2 separate regions of the Homo sapiens genome follow, and region 2 is linked to region 1. A link is an interaction called in ENCODE POLR2A ChIA-PET data of the cell type or tissue named here. Cell type or tissue: A673. All regions are shown on one strand. Links, peaks and the distances in the headings refer to the core of each region. The heading gives the core; the rest is flanking DNA.

The links. Peaks named below come from ENCODE experiments on the same cell type or tissue, not always from the same donor. Only the 100,000 strongest peaks of a DNase experiment are listed, where the experiment ranks them.
Region 2: POLR2A ChIA-PET joins it to region 1 with 7 read pairs; 2 of 35 experiments call an interaction of 5 or more read pairs at or near these places.

Annotation. Positions count from the first base shown.
Region 1 is chr1:96,972,505-96,975,432 of GRCh38, reverse strand. No RefSeq gene overlaps it. Among named protein-coding and RNA genes, the nearest start is that of DPYD-AS1, 120 kb to the left of the region's middle. In A673, for the core only: no CTCF peak of the experiment used is centred there; a DNase peak (open chromatin) is centred at 1,632.
Region 2 is chr1:97,393,415-97,396,342 of GRCh38, reverse strand. The region is part of intron 14 of DPYD (dihydropyrimidine dehydrogenase); the gene reads left to right. Among named protein-coding and RNA genes, the nearest start is that of DPYD-AS1, 300 kb to the right of the region's middle. In A673, for the core only: no CTCF peak of the experiment used is centred there; no DNase peak of the experiment used is centred there.

The DNA of each region.
Region 1 (2,928 bases), core at 296-2,795:
GACTTTATTTACCTTACTTAACACAACACTATTGCATCCCCAGCACCTAAAAAATGGGCAAGCGCTTAGAGTGCAATAAATGGTTTTTGAAGAAATATATGTTGAGTGATTGAATCCCAGTTGCCCTCCAAGAATGTGCAGTAATTTATGATATCTTGTATCCAGAATCATATCATATTCTCCAGAGAATGTTTGACTAGTGTTAAGTAGAAGGAGATTTCTCCCCTTTGTAGAAGCTTAGATAACTAATTTCATAACCTCATGCCTCTGTGCATATAACTCTATAAACTAGTAATGAGGAACTTCCTTGCTTTTCAGGGCTATAATGAACCACTGCAAGAGAATTTTATAAATATAAATGCGCGCTGATGACAATCGAACTGATAACCCTTTATAGTTCATGTTACCATTTCATGCACACTTTTTCAAGTATACTGTGATGACTTAAACGAAAGTAAATGTCCATCTGGCTTAAAGAATTTTAAGACATTCTAATGATGTCAAGATATCTGGCTGAACAATATGAAATCTAGGGCAATAGACATCTCCATTCTGTCTTGGAAAATGAATACCACGGTCCTTTGGTATTCATGGAGAATTGGTTCCAGGACCCATGAAGACACTGAAATCTGCAGATGCTCAAGTTCTTTAGTTGGCTCTTATTATTCACCAATTTTGGTTCAGAACCTGAAGATACAGGGGGCCAACTGTATCCTGAAGAAGGCTTGTATGGGAAAGACAAAGCCCCTATATTTTATAATTCCATTCAAGTTTCACCCCTACGAAAATCATAATGGACAATGAGTTTAATGTCCTTGAAATACCTGCTGAATTATAATCTTCTACTGGTGAATTGGTTTCTCTCTTTAAATCTTAATGATGTTCGGATGTATTAGGCTGTTCTTACATTGTTATAAAGAAATACCTGAGACTGGGTAATTTATAAAGAAAAGAGATTTAATTGGCTCACAGTTCTGCAGGCTTGAAAGGAAACAGTGCTGGCATTAGTTCAGCTTCTGGCAAAGCCTCAGGGAGCTTGCAATCAAAATGGAAGGTGAAGCAATAGCAGGTACTTTACATGGCAAAAGGAGGAACAAGTGAGAGAGAGAGTGCAGGGGGAGATGCCACACACTTTCAAATGACCAGATTGTCAGAACTCACTATCTTCAAGATCCAGAGTTCTGGATCACAAAGACACCACCAAGCCATGAGGGACCTGCTCCCATGATCCAAACATCTCCCACAAGGCCTCACCTCCAGCACTGAGGATTATAATTCAACGTGAGATATAAAGGGGACAAATATCCAAAAAATATCACTGGGAATGAGGTTATGATGCTGGGGTCTACAAGGAGAATGCAGGATATAGGAAAAGTCCCTATCAAATAGGACGAATGAGTAAAATAAAAGCCCAATATTTCCAGCAGTGAGGCATAGCAGGAAGAAAAGAAGCAAAGGTAGAGAGTGCAAGTGCATCTAGATATGCAGACAACTCTCCTTCTCTGCCCCCTTCCTGTCATGGAGTCATATCCCAAGAGGGGATGATAACTTAAAACTTACAGTCATCGGGGAACTCAGGAATGCTGGGACAAGTGCCAGCATGCTATTTGAGACTCCAGGTCCCTAGGACATCCTCAGCCTTTGGAACCAAGCCAATTCCCCATGGTGCAGGATCAGTAGCACAGAGGCAGCCCTGGGAAGAGGCCAGATGGATGAACCAGAGGCTGAAGTGAGACTGGTTAAAGCAGAGGTGACTGATATCTTGCTAACTGGCAACTTGAAGTATTCAGGAGAGAGGGGGCTCATAAAGGAGACTCAGATCAATTACAGAACACAAAGACACACATTGTCCCAGCATGCTAGTGTGGTTTGAGTATATTCGTGACCCCACTACTAATCTACAGGGAGTGGCACATGGGGAAACCCATGTCGGAAGAGATGGGAGAAATCAACCTGTCACTGCAACTCCTACCCTGCACCAGGAGATCTGAGTCCTGAGAGTTCTCCCAACCTGTCTGTGTGACTCTCCCACACTGTAATATTCTACTCTGTATCTCCATGCTTAGGTCTTTCTCCCTTATCAGAATGAATCCAATAAATTGTAACAATGCCCTGAACAAGAGAGGTTTTTTTGTTTGTTTGTGTTTGGTTTTGTTTTTGTTTTTGTTTGAGACAGAGCCTCACTCTGTTGCCCAGGCTGGAGTGCAGTGGTGTGATTAGCTTACTGCAACTTCTGCAGGGTTCAAGCAATTCTCCTGCCTCAGCATCCCAAGTAGCTGAGATTACAGGCGCCTGCCACCACACCTGGATCTTTTTTTTTTTTTTTTTTTTTTGAGATGGAGCTTTGCTTTTGTTGCCCCCACTGGAGTGCAGTGGCACGATCTTGGCTCACTGCAACCTCTGCCTCCTGGGTTAAAGCAATTCTCCTGCCTCAGCCTCCTGAGCAGCTGGGATTACAGGCGTCCACTGCCATACCCAGTTAATTCTTGCTATTTTTTTTTTTAAGTAGAGATGGGGTTTCACCTTGTAAGTCAGGCTGGTCTTGAACTCCTGACCTCAGGTAATCCACCCGTCTCAGCCTCCCAAAGTTCTGGGATTACAGGTGTGAACCACCACACCCAGCCAATTTTTTGTATTTTTAATAGAGACAGGGTTTCGCCATGTTGGTCAGGCTGGTCTCGAACTCTTGACCTGAGGTGATCTACCTGCCTCGGCCTCCCAAAGTGCTGGGATTACAGGCATAAGCCACAGCACTGGGCTAACAAGAGAGGTCTTAAATGTCACCTGGGTGGGAGGGAGGGAGGGAAGCATTCTGGGATCAAGGGGATACAGGGTTCTACCAGGGCAGCAGATAGAGAGATGCAGGGAAGAGGTTTGCGACAGCACTTGTTCACTCTAATGCCTTATCATTCCCTGCCTCTTAAATGA
Region 2 (2,928 bases), core at 168-2,667, 420 kb before region 1:
AAATCATTCAAAGTATAAATATTATAGTCAAACAGATCAAGCTTTGTATCTACTCTTATTAGCCATGCAACTGTGAGTAGTTATTTAACTTCTTGAAGTTTTTTTTTTCCTGTCTGTAAAGTGGGGCTAATAACTTCTATGCTATGATGTTCTAAGGATTAGAGATAAGTCATGTGAAATTCTAAACATAGTACTCAGCATATGCAAGTACACAGCATGTAATAGTTCTTATTGTGGTACTTAGTAAAAGTGGCATCAGTTAGCTTTTCCTATATAACAAAATACCTCAAATTTGGGATTGAAACAATTATTAATTTAGTTCTTGATTCAGGATGTTAGCAATTTGCTTAACTGGGCTATGCTGCATGGTTCTTCTGGCCTCACTTGGTCTTATGCCATCTGTGGTCAAGTTCCAGGTGGGCTAGGGACTGGCTAATCTAGGTCAGCCTCAGCTGGATGGCTTGTCTGTGTGTCATGTGGTCTGTCATCCTTCAGGAACCTATGCTGGCTTGTCGTCTTGGTAGGATTTCAAGAGAGTAAGCAGAAAAGCACCAGGCCCCTTCAAGCCTTGGTTTAACTCTGGTACATCATCACCTCTACCATGTTCTACTGATTAAAACAAGTCACAAAATCAGCGCACACCCAAAGGTTGGGTAGATAAATGCCCCCACTTGATGGGAGTCCTTCCGAAGTGGCATGGAAACCAGGAGGGAACAATTTTTTCAAACAATCTACCACGAGAGGGTTGAAGACATAAAATCAACTAGAATCTCTAATGTAAATTGAAAGGATAGGAAATCAATATGGTATAGTCTTGATGTAGTAGAGAGGAACTTGGAATCAAAAGACCTGAGCTTAATCCCTGCCTTTGCTATTGATTAACTTGACCCTGGTAAAGTAATTTAAATTATCCATGCCTCATTATTATCAGTATAAGATTCTCCAAATTCAAGATTGTTGTGGGGGATAAATGAGATAATGTATGTGAAAATCTGTACTAAACTGTAAATACAGAAACAAATATAATGAAAAATTATTTTTGATATAAAATGTACTTTATAAATTATAAAAGGATCTAGAACCCCTTACCTTTACCATCTATGTGTCCTTATTCTGTCTCTAGAATGTAGAAAGGCACAATATATATTAAAATATATAATTTAAAAATATATAAAATATATAAACAAATACATGTCATAGCAGAAAAATGCAAAGGATACTGAGGAATCTCAGAAGAGGGGTGCCAAAGGAAGTCAGAGGAGCAATAGGGCACAGGAGAGGCATCCCAGAAGGCAATGTCTACATGAGAAGCACGAATTTACTAGAGAAAATGATCGAAAATTCAAATCCAAATGCTTAGCTGATTAGAAACCATTGTTTTGTCCCTTACCTGCATAAACCAGATTCCTACTTAGATATCTTGCTTCATTTTTTATGAAACGTAACCATTTGTTTCAAAGTCAGCCAAATTGAACTACCTGAGATTTCTTAAACACAGCATATTCCTTAAATACACCATCCTTTGCTTTTGATCTTGCTGCTCACTCTACCTGGAGTACTCTACCTCCTTGGATTTTGAAATCAATTTCCAATACAGACATACCTCATTTTATTGCAATATTGCTTTTTTTACAAATTGAAGGTTTGTGGCAATCCTGCTTCTAACAAGTCTATTGGTGCCACTTTTCAAACAGCATACACTCACTTCATGTTTCTGTGTTCATATTTTGGTAATTCTTGCAATATTTCAAACTTCTTCATTATTGCTACACCTGTTATGGTGATCTGTGATTAGTGATCTTTGATATTATTGTTAAGTGCTTTCAGGTGCCACGAACACCCGTTGAATATGGAAAACTTAATTGATAAATACTGTGTGTGTTCTGACTGCTACACTCATGGGCAAATCCCTCATTCCGTCAGTCTCTTCAGGCCTCCCTGTTCCCTGAGATGCGACAATATTGAAATTAGGCTATTTAAAGTACTTCATGACTAAAACACGAAAAGCAATGGCAACAAAAACCAAAATTGACAAACGGGATCTAATTAAACTAAAGAGCTTCTGCACAGCAAAAGAAACTACCGTCAGAGTGAACAGGCAACCTACAGAATGGGAGAAAATTTTTACAATCTGCTCATCTGACAAAGGGCTAATATCCAGAATCTACAAAGAACTTAAACAAATTTACAAGAAAAAATCAAACAACCCCATCAAAAAGTGGGTGAAGGATATGAACAGACACTTCTCAAAAGAAGACATTTATGCAGCCAAAAGACACATGAAAAGATGCTCATCGTCACCAGCCATCAGAGAAATGCAAATCAAAACCACAATGAGATACCATCTCACACCAGTTAGAATGGCCATCATTAAAAAGTCAGGAAACAACAGGTGCTGGAGAGGATATGGAGAAATAGGAACACTTTTACACTGTTGGTGGGACTGTAAACTAATTCAACCATTGTGGAAGACAGTGTGGCAGTTCCTCAAGGATCTAGAACTAGAAATACCATTTGACCCAGTGATCCCATTACTGAGTATATACCCAAAGGATTATAAATCATGCTGCTATAAAGACACATACACACATATGTTTATTGTGGCACTATTCACAATAGCAGACTTGGAACCAACCCAAATGTCCATCAATGATAGACTGGATTAAGAAAATGTGGAACATATACACCATGGAATACTATGCAGCCATAAAAAAGGATGAGTCCATGTCCTTTGTAGGGACATGGATGAAGCTGGAAACCATCATTCTGAGCAAACTATCCCAAGGACAGAAAACCAAACACCGCATGTTCTCACTCATAGGTGGGAACTGAACAATGAGAACACTTGGACACAAGGTAGGGAACATCACACACCGGGGCCTGTTGTGGGGTGGGGGGAGTGGGGAGGGATAGCATTAGGAGATATAC